Regions from separate parts of the Homo sapiens genome. Here all the other regions are linked to region 2. Evidence: chromatin loops called from intact Hi-C (ENCODE). Cell type or tissue: endothelial cell of umbilical vein. All regions are shown on one strand. Links, peaks and the distances in the headings refer to the core of each region. The heading gives the core; the rest is flanking DNA. Region 1 overlaps TMCC3 (transmembrane and coiled-coil domain family 3). Region 2 holds the start of LOC124902989 (a long non-coding RNA gene). Region 3 overlaps TMCC3 (transmembrane and coiled-coil domain family 3).

Region 1 (7,463 bases), core at 2,279-6,278, 120 kb after region 2:
CACTTTAGGGAACATTAAAGATCTTTGGGAGAGAACAGGGTATAATCTGATTTATCTTTTGAAAAGATGATTTTATTCAACCCAAGGAAATCAGTTTTTATGTTGAGGGCCTCATTTGAAGGCCGAGCACAACTTCAAAGTAAGGCTGTTTTTCTATGCCAGAAATACTGTACCAAAATATCGATTGAATGTACTTTTCATGGACATTTTTTTTTTCTTTAAGTGGAATGCTATATTATTTTGATACAACTAAAGGCAGCTTTTTAGTTCTAATTGCCATTTGGTGATAATACTGCTGGCATATATTAGAAAAAATAAAACTGTGCAAAATTAGCTTCAGCATTGCAAAAGGCGAAGAAATGACTGTTGATCAGTTTTTCTTCTACTCTTGAATAGCTACTTATTTCTAAGCCCTGTCTGATAGCTAGTAGTATTCTGATCCATTTATAAGAAAATTCTATACTGCAAATCATCCAGTACATGTTTTTCCCTCCAGTATTTGTTATACTACCAAAAAATAAATGAAACCCTCACCCTCAGAGAAAAATTTAATTATGAGGCTTGCATATGCTTTGGGAATGCACTTTGGGGCTCCAGTACCAAACGCTATTTCCTGGCTCAGTCTTACATAGCAACTTTTCAAAGGACATGAGCCAAGTTGTGACCATTATGTGGCTTTCTCTGGATGCTCTAGGAATGGGGATGGGGAAGTCGCAGTGCAGGTTCATGAGCTGGGTATGGTTGACCACATTCCCCCTATTAAACATAGGAATGCTGGTATAGTGTTCATCTCTGGGCAAGATGACATACCTAGCCTCTTAATAAGCAGGTTAAAGTATACCCACCTCTTTCCACTAAGATTATGATTATGATAAGACACATGGAAAATATAGTTAGAGTAGTGCTAATATCCAAAAGTCGAAAAAGAAGGGGAAAACATATAGGCTGATCACCAGATCTAACAGTTACTCTACGTTTGATTCTGAATTTCCTAGCATCCGAGGCAAAAAGGGAAACAATTATTGTTATCTGATAGATAACACTGCACACCCTTGTTATATTCACTTACTTATCTAGGAAGCTATACTTTAGGAGACAAGTTACTTTCCCTTTTGTGCAGGGTGCCTATAATGAACACAGCATGGCCTGATAGAGTTCGTTCAGGCTGGAGATGCCGAAAGACTCTGCAAGACAGGTGCTGGATTTGTAACTATCGTTTAGAAACTTACACTAAGTACAGGTCCCTTCTAAGAAGGCCCACCCTGTGTGTTTTAGGGGTAAGTGAGGTGGTGAATGAATGTGATGGGAAATGTAGAAGACTGGGCTGCCAGGGCAGGGCAGTAGGCAGACCCTCTGCTCCCAGGCTTGGCCTCTTTTCTCTGCTCTCTGACTAAGGGCCTCAGAGACTCGTTTTTCCTGGGGGCGGTTCTCCCAGAGTAAACTCGATATTCCCACATCCCCTTCCTTGCTGGCTTCCCCTCTTCCTGGGGAGGTTTTACTGACAGACACTGCCAGAAACCTATGGGAATGAACAAGCATGGATGGGAAATTTTCCAGAACTGCCCCCAAAAGACCTTAAGTTTAGTGCCTAGCAGCTCTTGCTCACCCCTTCTCTCCTTCTGAGTTAGGAACTAAAAGCTTCAGTGGACATTTGTTCTGTGTTTAGTCCTAAAATTAGGCCTGGTTCTGCCAGACACGGTGGCTCATGCCTGTAATCCCAACACTTTGGGAGGTTAGGGTGAGAGGATAACTTGAGCCCAGGAGTTCAAGGTTGCAGTGAGCTAGTGATGGTATCACTGCACTCCAGCCTGGGTGACAGAGTGAGAGACCTCTCTCTCTCTCACTCTGTGTGTGTGTGTGTGTATATATATATATATATATTTAAATTTAAAAGGCATGGTTCTTAGTTCCCAGGCCTGGAGAGGTAAGGGGCAGATATTAAATAAATGTACACTTCCCTTTCCCAAACTTGCTCGTTTTCAAGGTACACAGGGTCCCCAGAGACTCCCTGCTCCTCTTAGAAGTTGCCTTTTTTGGGTGTTGCCTCACATCCCTCCACAGTTTCCTCCCCAGGGACTGTGGCTGTCCTTGCCTTGCAATTGGTGCTCATGTAAGGTTGGTCTATTTTCATCACTGTAGCCTTCCCTTCTACTTTTCAAGGGACATTCTTGCTGAATCTGGCCTTTCTCCCCCTTTAATTCTTACGTAGATTTAGTACGTACAAATCTTTACCAGGTCAGACTAATTTTGTAAAGAATTAGTTTGTATTTATTGGAAGTGTGATTTATAAGCTGTTTTGAAGAAAGATACATTTTTTAAGTGCGTGTAACTCAAAGGAGATTACCACTGTTTCCTGGTAGAGGCTTAATGAGAAGATAATTATTTCTAATTACAGTATCAAGTGTTTGTGAGTGCTTGAGGATGCTTGAAGAATTTGTTTTTCAGAATCTTAAACACTGCCTAATCTCCTTTACACTATTAATTTGCAGTGTCTGGAGAAAGGACTGGGCCATGAAAGATATATGTATTCTAGCCCCTGTTCCAAATGATCCCTAATTCTAGAGTGACGAGATTTTACTTTACCAGCTCTCAGGAAATAGAATTCTTCTTCTTCTTCTTCTTCTTCTCCTTCTCCTTCTCCTTCTCCTTCTTCTTCCTTCTTCTTCTTCCTTCTTCTTCTTTCTTCTTTCTTCTTTCTTTTCTTTTCTTTTTTTTTTTTTAGATGGAGCCTGTTGTCCAGGCTTGAATGCAGTGGCACAGTCTTGGCTCACTGCAACCTCTGCCTCCAGGGTCCAAGTGATTCTCCTGCCTCAGCCTCCTGAGTAGCTGGGATTACAGGCACCCGCCACCATGCCTGGCTCTTTTTGTTTTTTCTTTTCTTTTGAGACAGAGTCTTGCTCTGTCTCCCAGGCTGGAGTGCAGTGGTGCAATCTCTGCTCACTGTAACCTCCACCTCCCAGGTGCAAGCGATTCTCCTGCCGCAGCCTTTCGATTAGCTGGGATTACAGGCACCTGCCACCATGCCTGACTAATTTTTCTATTTTTATTAGAGACGGGGTTTTGCCATGTTGGCCAGGCTAGTCTCGAACTCCTGAGCTCAGGTGATCTGCCCGCCTCAGCCTCCCAGAGTGTTGGGATTACAGGCATGAGCCACCGCGCCTGGCCGAAGATAATTATCTCTAATTACAGTATCAGGTGTTTGTGAGTGCTTGAGGATGCTTGAAGAATTTGTTTTTGAGACTCTTAAACACTGCCTAATCTCCTTTACACTATTAATTTGCAGTGTCTGGAGAAAGGATTGGGCCATGAAAGATATGTGTATTCTAGCTCCTGTTCCAAATGATCCCTAATTCCAGAGTAATGAGATTTTACTTTACCTGCTCTCAGGAAATAGAATTTTTTTTTTTTTTTTTTTTTTGAGATGGAGCCTGTTGTCCAGGCTCAAATGCAGTGGCGCAATCTTGGCTTACTGCAGCGGCGCAATCTTGGCTTACTGCAGCCTCTGCCTCCGGGGTCCAAGTGATTCTCCTGCCTCAGCCTCCTGAGTAGCTGGGATTACAGGCACCTGCCACCACACCCGGCTCATTTTTTTTTGCATTTTTAGTAGAGACAGGGTTTCACCATGTAGGCCAGGCTGGTCTCAAACTCCTGACCTCAAGTGATCCACCCACCTCAGCCTCCCAAAGTACTTAGATTACAAGTGTGAGCCACTGCGCCCGGCCGGAAATAGGATTCTTGAGGCTACAGAATTTCTTTTGTCAGTGATGCCAAGAGAGGAAGAAGGGGGGATGCGAGGAATAAAACCTTTATGGCAAAACTATTGACTCAGTTCCCGTGCTGTACACGGTGCACTTATTTAAAGTTCAGAGTGTGCTATTGTCAGACCTGAACTATGAAAGGAAATGTTCCTTGTCTAAACAAGTTAGAACAAACACTGTACTAAGACACTCTCCTAATAAAATGTCCTTCTGGATATCATATGAAGGTCCTTAAGATTTTTCCCCTCCAGCACACAGTGGGGGAAAGTGCAGCTTTCTTCTAGCAAATGTAGGTATTGAATATTCTGTGTAGGTGTCCCATGAAGGTAGTAATATGTTTCTAGTAACAGATAACAAGGAGCCTTATCCAGCCCCTGGAGTTATTTTTCTAGTATAGGTTAGCTCTGTTAGCAAGGATGCTGGGATCCGGTGGTTCAGTTAGCTTCCCTGTTCACTGACTCTGGCTAGACATTTTGCAAGTGCATGTCAAGTGTGACCCCAGGATAGCAAGAGGGAGATGGGCTAGGGGTATCTCTCATATATGTATATTTATTTATTTAGAGACAGGGTCTCCCTCTGTTGCCCAGGCTGCCAGGCTGGAGTGCAGTGGCGTGATTCATGCTCACTGCAACCTCCACCTCCCAGGCTCTTGACCCTCGTGCCTCAACCTCCCGAGTAGTCAGGATTACAAGTGCATGCCACCATGCCTGGCTAATTTTGGGTTTGTTTTTTTTGGTAGAGACAGGGTTTCACCATATTGCCCAGGCTGGTTTCGAAATCCTGGGCTAAAGCAATCTCCCCTCCCAAAGTGCTGAGATTACAGGTGTGAGCCACTGCATCCAGCCACTGTATCTTATATATTTCTTTTTTTTTTTCCTACGAGGAAACACCAATTTTAATTTAAAGAAAAAAAAAAATCAGAAATTGTCTGTAAGGATAACAGAGCAAAACAAGTCCTGAAAAAGAGCTCTGCATCTTGGTGGTCATATTTATTGAAGAGCTTTAGAAAAGTTAAAATGCCATTTAGCTTAAGAAGTTGTGAATTATCTGCAAATCAATTCATTTCAGGAGTGGGAGAATCCCCAGAATTATTTCTTAATATCAGAATGTATGCAGGTTTCTCTTTTGAATGCCTTGTACATTTAGAAAGGCTACTGTACGAAGTCTCGTATTTTCCATACAGGACAAATTGTTTCATCCAGCTGTCAATGGAGGGGCAACCAGCACGACCATCTCCCAGGACAAAGAGCATTGGAATATTCTGTTTCCTTGATTTATATATCTCTTCGTATGTTTCTTCATCAATTTCTATAGTAGTCGCGGTTTCTTCCTCATCTCCCAAGATCATATTTAAATGTTGATCATAAGCATGTGATCTGCCTTGAAGCTCTCGGTCATTTCTCATTTTCACATAAACTCACTCATCTAGGCTGAGCCCGATAACATCCAGGGGCTCCTCTCCAGTGTTGGTAGTTTGTTGCGGGTGCACATCGTCCCCCATGTTTCAGACCCTGCGCCGTCTCCCGCCTCTCCTGAGAACACAGGAGCAACTCCAGTCTCCGGAAGCGTGAGGACACAACCCCGCTTGTTTCTGATAGAAAAGCTCCTGTTCTTCTGGGAGAACACACAAAGGTACCCCACTGTGGGGCCATGCTGAGCCCCACATCGGTCTCCCAGCTGTATCAGCCAGCACAGAGAAGGGCACTCTCCCTTCCCTCCAGGCAGATCCAGGGCTTATCTGCTGTTTGCCTTTTCCCACATGGCCTCACTTGCTAGGCCCTTAGGGACAGGGCTTCTTTCTCCAGAGGTCCTTTATCTTTTATTTTTATCTTCTGTTTTTAATCTCATTCTCTCTCTCCTCTTAGTGATTGTAAATGCGTAGGCATTGTTCCAATACAAGCAGTAAGCTTTTTTATCTTCATAAAGTTATTTGGCCCAAATCACTGTTTATATTTTAGAATATGGAACAAAGTGGATCACTTAAAGCCAGGAGTACAAGACCAGCCTGGCCAACATAGTAAAACCCCATCTCTTCTAAAAAAAAAAAAAAAAAAAAAAAAATTAGCAGGGCGTGGTGGCACTCACCTGTAATCCCAGCTTCTCGGGAGGCTGAGACGGGAATCACTTGAACATTGGAATTTGCAGTGAGCGGAGATCGCGACACTGCACTCCAGCCTGGGCGACAGAGAGAGACTGTCTCAAAAAAAAAAAAAAAAGAATAGATTTTATAGACTATATCAGACCTGACTGATGTGGCTCCAGAGCTGTGGACACAAAGTTACAGCCACGATTATTTCAAGTTCAGCCTGAGGGAGAATTTTCTGACAGAGTAGTCTAAACGAAGCCCAGATTATCCATGCAATGGATGACCATGTTAAGGGCATTGCAGAGGTTCTCGCGGGATCTGGGGCTGAGCTGGTACAGATCTTGCTAAGTCTTGCATATTTCATAAACCTGAGTTGAGCCCCACCTAAGCTATTTATTATTCATGGGCTTCAAGAAACATACCCTTTACAAGTCTCGGTTTTCTCATAAAAGGGTTGGTGTGAAGAATATATGAATGCATTAAAAAATCTTTAGCACAGTGCCTGATTCACAATAAAAGTATTCAGTCATTTTTAGGCAGGTAGGCACTGGAGACAGACAGCCAGAATTTCCAGCCTGGCTCTGCCGGTTACTGGCTGTGTGCCCCCAGGCAATTTACTTAACTTCTCTGTGACTAGTTTATAAAATAGTAATAATAGTAGAACCTACCTCAGAGAGTTTTTAACAATTAAGAAAGGTACTACACATGTCACTAACATGATATTTTACCTCGTGGGCATGTAATAGGATTATACTCCCCTGTCCCCTAGAAGTTAGGTAGGGTCAGTGTAATGAGTTCTCTGTCTTTTAGAGAACGTCCAGACGGTAGAGGCCCCACCGTAACCTGGGTCCCCTCACTGACTCACAGCCAACTTTCTAGCATTTGCATGGAATAAGCCTTTCTTTTATAGCCACTGAGATTTTGACATTAATACGATGGCAAAGCCTAGCACATTCTGGGTGGCATATCATAGGAGCAGCCTAGACCAGGGGTTTCCAATCTTTTGGCGTCCCTGAGCTACATTGGAATAAGAAGAACTGTCTTGGGCCACACATAAAATACACTAACACTAACGATAGCCAATGAGCTAAAAAAAAACAACAACCTCATACTGGCCAGGCGTGGTGGCTCATGCCTGTAATCCCAGCACTTTGGGGGGCCGATGTGGGCGGATCACCTGAGGTCAGGAGTTTGAGACCAGCCTGGCCAACATTGTGAAACTCCATCTCTACTAAAAATACAAAAATTAGCTGGGTGTGGTGGCATGTGCCTTAGTTCCAGCTACTCGGGAGGCTGAGGCAGGAGAATCACTTGAACCCAGGAGGTGGAGGTTGCAGTGAGCCGAGATTGCACCACTGCACTCCAACCTGGGTGACAGAGTGAGACTGTCTCAAAAAAAAAAAAAAAAAATCTCATACCGATTTAAGAAAGTTTACGAATTTGTGTTGGGCTGCATTCAAAGCCATGCTGGGCCGTGGATTGGACAAGGTTGGCCTAGACTTTAGACCTGAAATAGAGTTCAGCTAAAGTGATTAATAGTAAAAAATGTCAGTGATACTGACTTACATACCAAGGCCACGAAGACTTGTAAAAGCCTTCAGGTATTGAACGTGCAGGTC
Region 2 (7,463 bases), core at 1,333-5,332:
GTTTTAACACTTTGATATCTATTTTCAGGAAGCTTTCAATGTATGCATTACAGAGAGAAAGGGGATAGTGGAGAGGGTTTGGTTTTTGGCTTTGCTTAATTAAATGGACTCACTAATACATATTGTCTACAACTTTATTTTGGGAAAGGGAGCTTGCTATATCATGGACATTTTGCCATTTAATTTTATATCGGAGCAGTTCATGATTTTATTTCTCTAAAGAGGACAAAAAAAAAAAATCCTCGGCTTTTGTAACCGTGTAACCTCTGCACTCCGGGGGATAATTTTGGCTTTTTGTGCTGAATACCTGTACTTGAAGCCTGGCATCTCTGTGGGCTTTGGCCAGGAAGAGCCTTAATTACAAGCCGTGGGCAGCTCACACTGGTCTGATTAAGACCCTTTCCCAGCGCAGGATCCCCTCCCCATACAAAGCATCAAAGCGTCAGCCCCAACCTCTTTCACAGGATCTTGCTGTCAGACAGCAGTGGTAAATCCGTTGGAAATTCAGCACTCTCTGTTGCCGACTGTCTGGGGGCCAAACTTTTGTGAGAGTTAGAAAATGCCTTATTGAATTCCTATTGCTTTTTTGTGATTTCATGTAATGTGAATTCTTAGTGAGTCATGTATATTGGTAAGAGAGAGAATTTGTGTGAGAGAGTGGTTTTTAAAAAAAAAAAAAATAGAGTGGATGAATAGGTGATCAGCCTTGGCTCCAGAATGGACTTTCTGTTTTTATTATGCTGGGGAATTGACACAATTTAATTCCAGCGCACCTTTCAGTATCTGCTGTTGTTCATTTCCCTTCCATCCCCGTGGGAAAAGAAAAGCAATCTAAGCTTAGAATTCCTTCTCTTTCTCCCTTAACCCTTAAGGAACACAGTGAATATCATACTTTTTGTGATGTATTTTTAAGTGCTTTAAAATATTGCTATCATCATTTCACTATCTTACCCAATATTTTTGGAGCAACTATAGTGGGTCCTTGAATAACGTCATTTTGTTCAACATTGTTTTGTTATTGCATTGATGATGAAACAAATCGATTCCTGGCCAGGGCCACTGTCTGTGTGGAGGCTGTACGTTCTCCCCATGTCTGCGTGGGTTTTCTCCGGATAATCTGGTTTCCTCCCACATCCCAAAGATGTGCACATTGGGTGAATTGGCATGTCTACATAGGCCCAGTCTGAGTGAGTGTGAGTGTGGGTGTGGGTGTGAGTGCCCCCTGCTATGGGATGTGTCCTGTCCAGGGTGTGTTCTTGCCTCGCACCCTGAGCTGAGCTGCCGGGACAGGTTCCAGCCACATAAAACCCTGAACTGGAATAACTGGGTAACTAATTATCTTACTTGTTTTCATTAATCTTTCTTAAGTGTATATTTAGCTCACATTGATTTCAGTGTTTAATATAGAAGTGTTTTGGTTCTTTACTTAGAAGTTTGTTGATGTTTTTCTGACCAGAAATATGTAGGAATTTAACTCTTAAAATTGGTCTCATCATACCAATTCAGCTGTTTCACTGAAAGTCAAAGTTTCAAGAACCTATGGCTGGTATTAAGTGAGGACTTACTCAACTCTGGGCCAGGCACAGTATCAGGCACTTGGGAACAGGGATGCAAGACAAATTGGTTTTCCTGTTGGTATTGTGCTGGTGGAAACACTGAGGTTGAGCATTTAGGAAGGATGGGGTTATGATTAGAATGGCGAGCATTTGTTAAATGGACATGTTTTGCGGATAGATGTAATAATGATAAAAACCATTTACTGATTAATTGCCATGTGCTAACTTCCTTCCTAAAAGTTTTTATGTCAATTATCTCATTTGATACTTACCATGACCTTATGAAGTACATGCTTTTATTCTCCCCCTTTTATAGATGGGAAGCACAGAGAAGTTAAATTGATTATTCAAAATCACACAGCTAAAAAGTGATGTAATCTGCTTTTTGTTTTGTTTAGTGTATGTGCTGCCGAAGAGAGCACAGTATAATCTGGATTTAAACTCAGTCCAACTCCACAATGTGTGCTCATTATGGAATTACTAAGGAATCTATTGGCTCATTGATTTGTTTTTGTTTTTGTTTTTGTTTTTTGAGACGGAGTCTCACTCTGTCATCCAGGCTGGAGTGCAATGGCATGATCTTGGCTCACTGCAACCTCCACTTCCCAGCTTCAAGAAATTCTCCTGCCTCAGCCTCCCGAGTAGCTGGGATTACAGTGCGTGCCACCATGCCCTGCTAAATTTTGTATTTTTGGTAGAAACGGGGTTTCACCGTATTGACCAGGCTGGTCTCGAAATCCTGACCTCAAGTAATCTGCCCGCCTCAGCCTCCCAAAGTGCTGGGATTACAGGCGTGAGCCACCGTGCCCAGCCTTATTGATATATTTTATTAGTAGCTTCCAGTTAAAAAAAAAGATGTTTAATTATTGTTAGCCATCAATATCTCTGGAATCGGTTGATGTTTCAAGCTGTGAAACATGTTGAAGGGCTTTCAACAGATACAGTGTGATATTGCAGCATGGGGTCCAAACTAATTTCTTTCTAGACTTAAAACTGATCAAATTTTTGCTGTGTGTTGGTATTTTGGGGGATGAAATTTCACTTGTAGTGAGTCTAGTGAGTCTAGAGTCATTTAGGAATGAATCTTATTCTGTTACTTGCAGTGTTCAGTTGTGATGAAAAGAAATCCCCTGGGCTATTTTTGTTAAATCAATTTTATGTCTTTTAGTTATTTATCATGAAGTTTGCTTTAGTGAGTGAAAGTATAGGTTTCCCAATGTGCATATGTGCATATTTATGTACATATGCTCTACTTAAAGCTATGAAAATCTCAATATATTGCTAGCTTCTTGCTGTGTATGCCTGTTCTTAGTATAAACCTTTCAATTGGGAATGACGTCTAAAACTAAAAACTATGTGGTGCTACAAGCTAGGCTCTGTAACCCTCAATTCAAACTCATAGTCGTAGATCATCTTTTCTCCCAGCCATGTTGTCATAACACTGATGAAAGCTGTCATACTTCATTCATTCAGCTAACCTTGATTGAGTGAGTACCTACTATATCCTAAGCATTGACATTGTTGCTGGAAGTAAAACAATGACTCAGACCTGGTCACAGACTGCTCAGGATGTTTTTTTGTTAGGGCTCTTGTCCATGATGTAGTCTAACCCGACCACATGCTAACTGACTACATATAAAGTGAATGAGGTCAGATTCTGTTCGCAGCTGCCCAGACTGATGTGCTTAAAGCAATCTCTGGACAGATGGGGCATCTGGCACCTGTTGTGACCGCATCATGTTCTGTGGAATAAAGGAGGGAACCGGAAAGCTTGCAGTGAAGCAAAGGCAAAGCTATTTCCCTAGACACCATGGCATGATTCGTAGCCCTCTTTGGCTGGCTTCACAATCTGCCCAAACTTGAGAGGCTCAAGGTTAAACTAGTTCTAGTTTAAACTAGGACTTTCTGTGTAATTTTTAAAATCTCCCCAACTGAAAAAGAACTACACATTCCTCTTAGCTTGCTATAAAGAATAATAGACACTAGTCCATGTTGAATATATTTAAATGGGATGGTCTGCAAATTTTCATACTTGAACTGTCCTTTAATGTTTAAACTGAACACACACAGTCTTATAGGCAGCTGGACTAGAGATAAAGGTTGCTCAGCTCCACAAGTATTTACTAAGCATTTTCCTAAGAAAAGCACTGTGAAAGATCAAAACACATACACTCAAATCCACAGTAATATTCAAAACAACCAAACTTTGGGATTTTTTAGATGCCACCTCACCTTTTTGGGTGCTTTCGTTTCAAGTGCTGATGGTGCAGTACAGGAACCTCTGAGATCATCTATCTCATTCCCCAAGAAAGTTGGCAGATGAGAAGGCTGAGGCCTAGGAAGATAAATATTGCAAACTTTGAGTGTTCATTAGGGATAGCATCAAAATCAATTGTGGTCCTCTGGTAAGAAACATGGGCCACCTTCTCCACACACTTCCCACTGCCCCACCCATCCTGCATGTATCATTTCAGAAGGCTACCAAGTAATAACTCTTCTAACTGGTAAAATATATAATTTGGAGAGGAGGAGGAGCTTTGTTGGGAAAAAAGCGGAGAACGAGTTTCTAATCCCAAAAGTTGGGATCAAACTCTTTCTAAGATAGCCTTGAATTGAATCAATGTAGCAGTGGTTAATTCGTAGGTTAATTACAGCTTGATGGAAACAATAACATCGTCATGCTTGGGTTGCACATTTTAAACCCGTAAAATGATAGCCAACTCGAATGCCAATCATGAGCTTCCCAAACAGCAGCTGTCACTGTGTGGTGGACTTGGCTCTGAGTGTCTCAGGTCACCCTGATGTGTTCCAGTGTTTGCTGTTTCAGTGTCAGTGAGTACACCGTGGCCACTGCAGATCACACAGAGTCATGGCAGAGACTGTCTAACCCTCGTAATCAGGAGAGTTGGAGCTTAAGAATCAACACACGGCCTTACTTACACTTTTCATTTAAACTATGCTTGAAGCTTTAAATGTTTCCAGCTGCGCATGTATTAGAAGGGATAAAAGAATAAGGGAAGAGCTTCAGAAAACAGTGTTGTTCCAAAGGAGGGCTTGGTAATTCTAAATGGCCAGTAGGGCAGGCCAGAGGCCACTGAGGATTCACATCACAGGAGAGAAAGTATTTACCAGTAGGGTTGCTTTGATTGATGGGTCCTGGGAATTTCTGCAACATGCCCTGCAGCACCTAACAGTAGGACAGATGTTTCCATAGCTGAATCTTTCTGCCCTGCTGCTCCTGGGAAAAATAATTTCCACTCCCACTGCAGCTCTACCCTAGCCAATTAATGAAGTTCTTTCAGTGATTTTTCATTTGTGAGTATGATATGCTCAGCTCTTGGCCTAATTAGACAAGAGGGGGCCGCTGATTTCTCAGTCTCCAGACTTCTTGCTTGGGACATGCATTCTCAGTTTCTTTAGACCAGTAGTTGTATTAATAAAAGAAAGAGGAGGGGGCCAGGTGCGGTGGCTCACACCTGTAATCCCAATATTTTGGGAGGCTGGGGGTGGGGGTGGGTGGGGGGGGGGTGGATCACGAGGTCAGGAGTTCGAGACCAGCCTGACCAACATGGTGAAACCCTGTCTCTACTAAAAATACAAAAATTAGCCGGGTGTGGTGGCACACGCCTGTAATCCCAGCTACTCAGAAGGCTAAGGCAGGAGAATCGCTTGAACCCGGGAGGCAGAGGTTGCAGTGAGCCGAGATCGTGCCGCGACACTCCAGCCTGAGCAACAGAGTGAGACTCCGTCTCAAAAAAAGAAAGAAAAAGGAGGGAAACATTCCAAATCTGCCAAGGCATTAAATATATAGTGGATGCATATAGTATTTTCAATATTTAAAAGACATAAAGTAGGTCTCTCTCCCAATCCTGTCCCCTTCCCAGAAACAATCCCTATTAACTTTCTGTCTATTCCTAGAGATATATCCATGTACATGCATTTAATGTATGTGTGTGTATATATATACATATAGACCTATTTATCTTTTGCATTCACACAAATGGTAACATATACATAATTCCATACCTTGCTTGTTTCTTTTTGTTTTGTTTTTGTTTTTGGGATGGAGTTTCACTCTTGTTGCCCAGGCTGGAGTGCAGTGGCGCAATCTCGACTCACTGCAACCTCCGCCTCCTGGGTTCAAGCAATTCTCCTGCCTCAGCCTCCCGAGTAGCTGGGATTACAGGCACCCACCACCATGCCCGGCTAATTTTTTGTATTTTCAGTAGAGACAGGGTTTCATCATGTTGGCCAGGCTGGTCTCGAACTCCTGGCTTCAGGTAATCCACCCTCCTTGGCCTCCCAAAGTGCAGGGATTATAGGCATGAACCACGGCACCCGGCCACCTTACTTGTTTTTACTTATCTTAGGGATTGTTCCGGGTTAGCACATGTAGACCTCCCATATTTGCTTTTTAATAACTACAGGAATGTTTTTTAAACATTGTTTAGATGGTCCATCATTTACTAGCCTTTTATTGCTGGGCATTTTGGTTGTACAATCTTCTGCTGTCCCAACAAATTAAATGTTACCCTTGAACATAAATATTTTGGCGCATATGCTAGTTAATCTATATTATCAGTTTGCAGAAATAGAACCACTAGGCCAAATGGCATATACCTTTAAATATTTAAAATATTTAAATATAGAGATAATCATATTGCTCTCCTGTAGAGGATTTCTTCATTGACTTCTTCCTGGCAGTGCATAAGAATGCATCCTCCAACCCGTTTCCCTTCTCCCCATCTCCACCTTGGCCATATCAGAGTCTGTCTTTTGCAGGAGAAAAAGTTTTGGTCTGGGATGAGCATGAATATTTTTAAAACTCACCGCATGGGTGTCAGCAGTGTTTCAGTTGCAAGTCACAGAAAATCTGCCTCAAACCGACTTAAATCAAAATTAAAAAAAAAAAAAAAGATGGAGAAGTTGATGGGCACAGATAACAAAAGTCCAGAGAGAAAATGTGCTTCAGGTGTAGCTGGATCTAGGGAGGGCTGGCATGTCATGGCACAGCTTCAGGGGCACAGTCACATTGCATTAGCAAACAGTGTGAAGGCTGCCCCCTGGAGTTAGTGGCCATACATTCAGGGACACAACTAAGCTTACAGGGACCTGGTCTCTCTCCATTTCCCAGCCCTGTTTCCTTGGGGTTTGCCTTGTTCACAGGCAGGCTTTCTCCACGTGGCAGCTCTAGGTTTACGTTCTATGAACTTTATAACCTCAATCTAAGAGCCTCCCCTTCTCTGTAGATACAGCCAAAGTCATGCAATTGTTCTTCGTTGATCTGACTTTGGTCAGATACTCATCCCAAGTAATTGATCACTTCTGGGAAGGTCTTTTGGTTTGCTTGCCTGTCATCCATTCCCTGTTCTTCTGATAGTAGCGCCTTGATTTTCTTCCTCAATCTAAGTCCCCATGGTTCTAGGGACCTTCCTTCATCCAGGGCTGAGCATGCGACCCTAGGCATGGCCAGTCAGCACCCATCCTACCAACGGCCAAAGTGATTCTGATTCTTGGACACTACCTCCTTGACCACTAACCCATCTGTAGGCTAGATGAGTTTGTCTGAGACCAGGAAAGTTACAGCTGAAGAAGATGGGAGATGGAAGTGCATACAAATCACCTGGCAATCTTGTAGTAAAGCAGATTCTAATTTATTAGGTCTGAGATGGGGTCCACTGCATTTCTAACAGGGTCTCGGAAGATGTTGATGCTGCTAGTCCAAGGCCCACACTTGGAAGCAGAGAGACGTAAGGTGGATCCAATGGCCCCTCCAGGCTCCTCCTGGTCTAATGATTTTAAGATTTCATAGCATATACAAAAGGATACGAAACAAACAAAATCTCCACATGCAATCAATTCTAATTTGTCTCCACTTCACATGCAAATAGAAGTCACATTTTAATG
Region 3 (7,463 bases), core at 2,201-6,200, 70 kb after region 2:
TTTAAAATTCTGCTGACGGGCCGGGGGCGGTGGCTCATGCCTGTAATCCCACCACTTTGAGAGGCCGAGATAGGTGGATCACCAGGTCAGGAGTTCAAGACCAGCCTGGCCGAGATGGTGAAACCCTGTCTCTACTAAAAATACAAAAATTAGCCGGGCGTGGTGGTGGGCGCCTGTAATCCCAGCTACTCGGGAGGGTGAGGCGGAGAATCACTTGAACCCGGGAGGCGGAGGTTGCAGTGAACCGAGATCGCGTCAGCCTGGGCACAGAGCGAGACTCTGTCTTTAAATAAATAAATAAATAAATAAATAAATAAATAAAACAATTCTACTGACAATGTTATTGTACCTGCTGCCTTGTATTGTTAGCATGGAGATACCCGATTTTTAAATAAGCTGTGTATTAAAACTGAGTTAGACATTATATGTGCGGATTATCGTAAATTAGCACATTGGGCCAGTCAGATCTAGTGAAGAGAGGAAATCAGAGAAGGGCTAGAACTTCAGCAGACCGTAATCACAAATTCTACTACAGTGATGCTGGACTTCTTGAGGTCCCAGTTGAAACTTCTCAGCTATCTGCTTTTAGGTTTTTTATTGTTGAGACAGCGAGGAATAGGTAGAACTAGTGAAATTTTTGTAAACTCATAATAATAACTTTTCTCAAGCAGGGTTGATGTAATTTCAAGTCTGTCCTGAGGCTACAATAAGTCTGTTGTAATGAAGGGAAAGCAACAATTTTACTGTGCAGAAAGTATTCATCCATTTAAATGATCGTAGCTCCTGTATTGTGGAACTCACTTGGATGCAGCTGTAAAGATATGTTTTCCTGACACCCAGAACGTATGTGATGCGAGAGGAAGACATCGAGTGCTAATTTCTTGATGTCACCATCTCCTTGGGAGGAAACTAGTATAGGATTTAAAAAGAACCCTTTTATGAACTCATTTGGTGAATTAGCTCCCCTAAAAATGCCAATGAGAACTAGGGGGTCATGGGAAGAGTCGACTAATCTTTCAGGGATATGGAGTTTCTGCCTAGAAGTGGGCAAAGACTCCATGAGATGAAGTTCTTAGTTACTGAATGGTCATTTTTTAAATTCAAAATCAATACCTGTTGAGATAACAGGGAAACTACATGGTCTGTCTTGCTGGGCTTATTTCAGCCTTTGAGACTGGAATAATAATGAGGCAGTGTACTCTTTCAACATTGCAGAAATCTATTTTTACATCTAGGTGGACTGACCTAGATAACCCCTCCCCCCTTAGTGAAAATGTAAGTAATGAATTCTGTGATTGTTGCTAAGCTGACAAGTCAGGATCATTCACATTTTAAAACTTCATCTTTGTAAAACTCAGAAATGGTGCTTGTTAACTTGATGCACATATCTCTCTACTTTAGAAGAAAGAGCATCCATAATTAGACTCCTACTTTTTTTTCATGCCCTAGATAGTTAAAGCCTATCATCTTTTTAAGAATACAGGCCGTCTGCTTTCTATACAGTAACTGGCTTTTATTAATGATGTGTGAATTAGGTTTTCTTTTAGTTGGTTTTCATTTTAAGTGTTCTAAAATGCCCTCTCCAGCCACTTGAGTATAGTGGTGGACAGCTGGGGCTCTGGACCTACGTGGGTTGTATTCTGGCTCTTCGAGCTTCTTAACTGGGTGACCACTGGGGCAAGGTCCTAAATAGCCTTTCTGAGCCTCCAGTTTCCCATCTGTAAAAGAGGTAATACTCCACTCTTCTGGGAGTGATTGTGTGTCTTAAATAAGAAAGTATTTGTTTTTTAAAAAAAAAAAAAAAAGCCAGGCACGGTGGCTCACGCCTGTAATCCCAGGACTTTGGGAGGCCGAGGCAGGTGGATCACCTGAGGTCAGGAGTTCAAGACCAACCTGGCCAACATGTTGAAACCCTGTCTCTACTAAAAATACAAAAATTAACCAGGCATGGTGGCAGGTGCCTGTAATCCCAGCTACTCGGAAGGCTGAGGCAGGAGAATCTCTTGAACCCGGGAGGCGGAGATTGCAGAGAGCTGAGATCGTGCCATTGCACTCCAGCCTGGGGGACAAGAGTGAGACTTCCTCTCAAAAAAAAAAAAAAAAAAAAAAAAGGTGTGTGCTTTCAAATATTAGCTATTTAAAAAAATTTTTTTAAATTTATGTTCTCTCACTGGGTGAAAAAGCTGTATTTGTCTATATGTCAGGTTAATAATTTTTTTCTATTTTGTTGGTGCCACTACTAATCAGAACTGCTAGTCATCTTGAGTGCCTGCCCTCCCCCATCTCTCTAACCTATTAGCAATACCACCGCACCTTTCTCTGACATTTCTCTGGAATTGGTTTCTTCCATATCTCCCAATCATCCCCCACCTTAGTCACTTATGACCTTCACCAACTTCTGTTCCATCCTGCATGCAAGGACCATATTATTTTCCCTACAGAACCATTTGCATTAGGATAGTCCCCAGAATACAGATCTTGTACCAGTGCTGTTTGCTACCAGTGTAATCTTGGATCCTGTAATCACTCTAAGCCTTAGTTCCTACTTCTACATAATAGGGGTGTTTTGAGGAATAAATTCAGTAATGTCTATAAAATGTTTAACTCCATGCCGGGTGCACAATAAGAAATCAATAGATGTTAACCACTTTTACTATAGGCCGAGCATCTCAATCCAAAAGCCAAAATCCAAAACTTTTTGAGCGTCAACATGACGCTCAAAGGAAATGCTTACAGGAGCATTTCTGATTTCAGATATTTCTATTTGGAATGCTCAACCAGTAAGTATAATACAAAGATTCCTAGGCCGGGCATGGTGGCTCATGCCTGTAATTCTAACACTTTGGGAAGCCAGGTGGGTAGATCACTTGAGTTCAGGAGTTTGAGACCAGCTTGGCCAACATGGTAAAATCCGGTCTCTACTAAAAATACAAAAAAATTAGCTCGGCATGGTGGCAGGTGCCTGTAATCCCAGCTACTAGGGAGGCTGAGGCAGGAGAATCGCTTGAACCTGGGAGGCAGAGGTTGCAGTGAGCCAGGATTGTGCCATTGCACTCCAGCCTGGGCAACAGAGGGAGACTCCATCTCCGAAACAAAACTAAACAAAACAAATTCCAAAATCTGAAATCTGAAACACTTCTAGTTCCAAGCATTTTGAATAGGGGACCTGTACTATATGAAAGAGGGATTTGTGAGCTTAGAAACGGAAAGGCTGCTAATTTTGTGAAAAGTATAGACTTTTCTAGCATTGCTAGCATTTTGTGCCTCCTTGCGTCATGTTTCTCATGACATTGACTGTTTATATGTTTAATGCTTACATGTATTTATAAACTATAGACATTGGCACTTTGAGAGCAAGATGCTTCGTTTATTCAAAAAATACTTACTGAGCACCTTCTGTGTGCTGGCTGCTGATCTAGGCATCAGGAATACAATGGTAAATGAAACAGTCTGGTCTCTGTGGAAACTTAATATCTGGTGGGTGTATCTCATTTATTCTTGTGGTTCCGGACAATACCCCTGTCTTGTACAGGAGAACATGATGATAATACATGCAGAAATCTCTAACATCTGAAGTAAAACTTGTGTCAAGCGTGAGTGCCACCTGTAGTATATCTTCAAGTGTTCTGTGGTTTGGAAATCCATCTACAATTACATGATGAGTAATGACCAAAGGCAGTGAAGAAGAGGATGCTGTAGCCCTTCTCACAGTGGAACTGGTTGGGCAGTGATGTAGTAAGTTGATGATCACATGCTTACTCCCTGGGCAGGAAATAGGGGGAGTGGAAACTGACCTCTGTCCTGGAGGACACTGACCCGGTGAAGTGGTAAGTTGAGTAGTACACAGATATCGTTTTCACCGGTGATTTGTTTTGTTCTAAAGAGCCTCTTAAAGAGAATGAATAATGGTGAGTGTCTCAAGCCAGGTTTTTCTTACATTTAGGATGAGCAAAGTGATGCGGTGTGTGTTTTTCGAGCTGTACTTTGTTGCAGGCTTTTCCTTTAGAGGAGAAGGAACTGCCGGCCACCACCAGCTCACCCGCCTGTCACATCCGCTGTAGAGATCACCAAGACAGCTGCTACCAAGTTGGATCTCAGGGTGTATTTTGCTTCAGACCCTCTGCCGGCATCTCCAGGACTGCTGCTAAGGTCAGAAATCAACCTAGTCCTACTTGGAAAATGCCCGCAGCTTGACTTAGAAGAGTCTGCAGCTTTCAGCCCTGTGGTTTCTTAATTGTGTTTTCATGTTTTCAGTGGAGGGGAGGAGGGTGACAAGAGAAGAGGAAGAGAACCATGAATCACTGTACTGTGAATCAGAATGAGGACTTTTCATTCCTTCGAAAGAGAACATCAGGATATATGATTTGTGCATAGGCCAACTGCTTCCGTCGACTTGGGAGGGGTGCTGCCTGAAAGGAACCATAGTATATTTGTGGATTATTCCTCTGTAAGGAGGTAAAAAGAACATAGGTGAAAGGAAGAATGCAGTCACAATAATAGTTAATGTGTACTGAGTGCTTACTGTACACCAGGCAACATGAAGCACTTCAAATACATGATCTCCTTGGTCTTCCACAATATCCCACTTTTCCATTTTACAGATGGGGAGGCTGAGGCCCAGACAGATTATTAGTTTCTCTAAGATCTTGTGGCTATTAGGAAACTATGGTAGAGCTAGGGTTTGAACCTGTGTATGTCTCAACTCCAGAGCTTGATTCTTTACCACTTCCCTGTCTGCCTCCGTGGCGAACACTGGAGAGCAGCCCAGTCTTTCTAAACTAGTTGGGTGCCTGGGGAAGGATGTGTACAGCATCTGCTGGGCACTTACCCTAATTGTGTGCTCTAATTCTTATGACATGCACATTGCCAGTCTTTTGCACGTAGTCATATATTCCCAGTAAACATGTGAATGAATGATACAGAATGATAGTTCATGAACTTTAATGCCTAGGATATGAGAATTTTGCTAGTAGTTTGAAGTCTTAAAGGCTGTCAAATAAGCTCATGATTTAAGATCATTAAAGAACCGTGTTTTTGCCTGATGTTTGGTCTCCTGAGGATGGACTGTTGAATAGCAAGGTGAAGGTGGTGCTTCCTTGTGAACATGGAGTTCAAGACATGCCTGCAAACGTGTCTCCTCAGTAGATCCTCATGACTGGCCTGTGGGTTCACACCTTCTTTTGAGCCATGTCATCAGTCACCTACCTGGTGATCTTTCTGTGAAGGCTCTTGTAATATTAAACCATGCCTTCTTGTGTCCCCTGCAGAACATCACACTTTGGGGGAGTGCACTGGAGTGGTTAAGAGTGCCAGTCTTGGAGTTATGTGCCTCGGTTGACTTTCTTTTTTTTTTAGACAGAGTCTTGCTCTTTCACCAGGCTGGAGTGCAGTGGTGCAATCTCGGCTCACTGCAACCTCCGCTGCTCAGGTTCAAGTGATTCCCCTGTCTCAGCCTCCCGAGTAGCTGGGACTACAGGTGCACGCCACCACTCCCAGCTGATTTTTTTGTATTTTAGTAGAGACGGGGTTTCACTATGTTGGCCAGGATGGTCTCGATCTCCTGACCTCGTGATCCGCCTGCCTCGGCCTCCCAAAGTGCTGGGATTACAGGCATGAGGCACTGCGCCCGGCCCGGTTGACTTTCTATAGTGTACCCTGCCGCATGGTACCAAAGTTAGGTTTTTACAAGGGTTGTCACAGTACTTCCCTTGGAGGACTGTTGTGAGAATTAAACGGTGTAGTACGTGTAAAGCACTGTTGAGTGCCAGCACCTGCTAAATGCTCGGTTAATGTTCAGATGGGAGAGGAAGAATAATAACAGTATGTAACAGTGGTGTAGCTGTCTGGCCATTGCAGGAGCTGCAATTGAGCAGAGACCGTGGGTGTGATTTCCAACACTTTGAGTTCTCTCCAGAGACCAGATCTTTTCAAGGATTGCTTCCTGAAATGCATCCCATTTAGTGCCGGTCCCCTGAGGAAGCCACATTTTAAATGGCTGATTGTAAACCTGTATCTTCCTCAGGTCTTAAAGGCATTCGAGGAGACTGTGCCAACTAAAAACATTACAAAGGGCAGTTTAAAGCAACTAGAAAACATAGCCCGGTGTCCACACCAGAACTCCCTGTGGAACCCTGGCTTGACTGAATTAAAGGTACGAAGGCAGAGGGTTGGAAAGTTAGACTCAAGGTTTTACCATGGTAGAACTGGAAGGGAATTTAGACATTATTAACTCCAGACCATTCCATTTGCAGAAGCAGAAAATGACACCAGCCAGACTGTAACCAGTAAAATTATGTAATTAATACAGACTGATTGGGACTAACCATTATACCATCTTCTGTCTTTAAAAAGGATTGCTTTACATAATTTTTAAATACCAAATTAATTGCTAAGTTATAGGGGTGGAATGAGAATTTAAAATTATTTTCAGTAGGTATGAACAAATTTAAGTTTTTGTGACTTTTCTAGGTTAAAAAAGTGAATTTGAATGACACGATGTTAGGCCATTCTTCTTCTGAATTTATTTACAGGTTTTTGGGGGGCACTGGGGAAAAGAGGGGTGACAATTCATGTATCAAACTACTTTGCACTGTATTGTTGCTAATATATATATAAATATATATATATTTTTTGTGGTTCCTCTTAGTGTCTTCATTTTTTCAGTATAAAGTTTTGCAAAATGAAGAGTTCATCCATGTCCTGACCTTCCACTTGTTGGGGTGGGATATTGGGGAAAAAAGTATGCCAGATGCATAAGCCATGGAGCTCATCATCTGTGCGTTTGACTTAGAATTCAACCCAAGTCTGCCCTGGTCTCCAAAGCTCTCCGTTCTGTGAGTCTCGCCTTAAGGGTCTCTTCTAGCACCGAGTGTTTTCAATATATAAAATTTGCATACAATATAACACAACCCTTAAACCCAAGCCTAAAACTTCACCTAGTCCTTGACCAAAGAAACAATTATCTGCTCCAACACTAGGGGAAAGACAGGACTTGAGTCCGATGGCCCATGGAGAGACAGCATGTCTGGTGCAATACCCAGTGAAGCGTCCCCCTAGAAAAAGCCCGTGTGACTTCTGCCTTACACGCCAATTTGAGAGCCCAGCCGGGGAGTAAAATGTGGCTTTTACTGTATCCTATGAGACACTTCCACCTACCTCTTGTTCCACAGGCACCTCAAAGTCTGTATATCAGATTCATTCTTTGAACCGCCCTTCTATTCCTGGTTAATATTATACTTTTCCCATACAGCCAGTCAGCAAACCAGATGCCTGAGCTGCTCCCTCAATCCCCCACCCTACCCAGGCATCCAGTGGTTTATTTCTTTTCTTTTCTTTTTTTTTTTGAGACAGGGTCTGGGTCTGTCACCCAGGCTGGAGTGCAGTGGTGCCATCTTGGCTGACTGCAACCTCTGCCTCCCAGGTTCAAGCAATTCTCCTGCCTCAGCCTCCTGAGTAGCTGGGAT

What was found. A loop is a pair of places that touch in the nucleus more often than their neighbours do. Peaks named below come from ENCODE experiments on the same cell type or tissue, not always from the same donor. Only the 100,000 strongest peaks of a DNase experiment are listed, where the experiment ranks them.
Region 1: a loop joins it to region 2, with 3 times the contacts of the local background. A loop is called at or near these places in 8 of 110 quality-filtered maps.
Region 3: it touches region 2 in a loop (4-fold over the local background); 11 of 110 quality-filtered maps call a loop at or near these places.

The regions. Positions count from the first base shown.
Region 1 is chr12:94,588,617-94,596,079 of GRCh38, reverse strand. All of the region lies in intron 1 of TMCC3 (transmembrane and coiled-coil domain family 3), which reads left to right. It also overlaps the pseudogene LSM3P2. Among named protein-coding and RNA genes, the nearest start is that of MIR7844, 21 kb to the right of the region's middle. In endothelial cell of umbilical vein, for the core only: no CTCF peak of the experiment used is centred there; a DNase peak (open chromatin) is centred at 3,809; H3K27ac peaks cover 2,320 bases.
Region 2 is chr12:94,710,269-94,717,731 of GRCh38, reverse strand. It overlaps LOC124902989 (a long non-coding RNA gene), which reads left to right and starts at 5,294. Exons shown (of 2, transcript XR_007063412.1): 1 at 5,294-7,463. In endothelial cell of umbilical vein, for the core only: no CTCF peak of the experiment used is centred there; a DNase peak (open chromatin) is centred at 3,171; H3K27ac peaks cover 1,722 bases.
Region 3 is chr12:94,641,080-94,648,542 of GRCh38, reverse strand. The region is part of intron 1 of TMCC3 (transmembrane and coiled-coil domain family 3); the gene reads left to right. It overlaps LOC105369914 (a long non-coding RNA gene), which reads right to left and starts at 2,105. Exons shown (of 2, transcript XR_945225.4): 1 at 1-2,105. In endothelial cell of umbilical vein, for the core only: no CTCF peak of the experiment used is centred there; DNase peaks (open chromatin) are centred at 3,752 and 4,172; H3K27ac peaks cover 2,204 bases.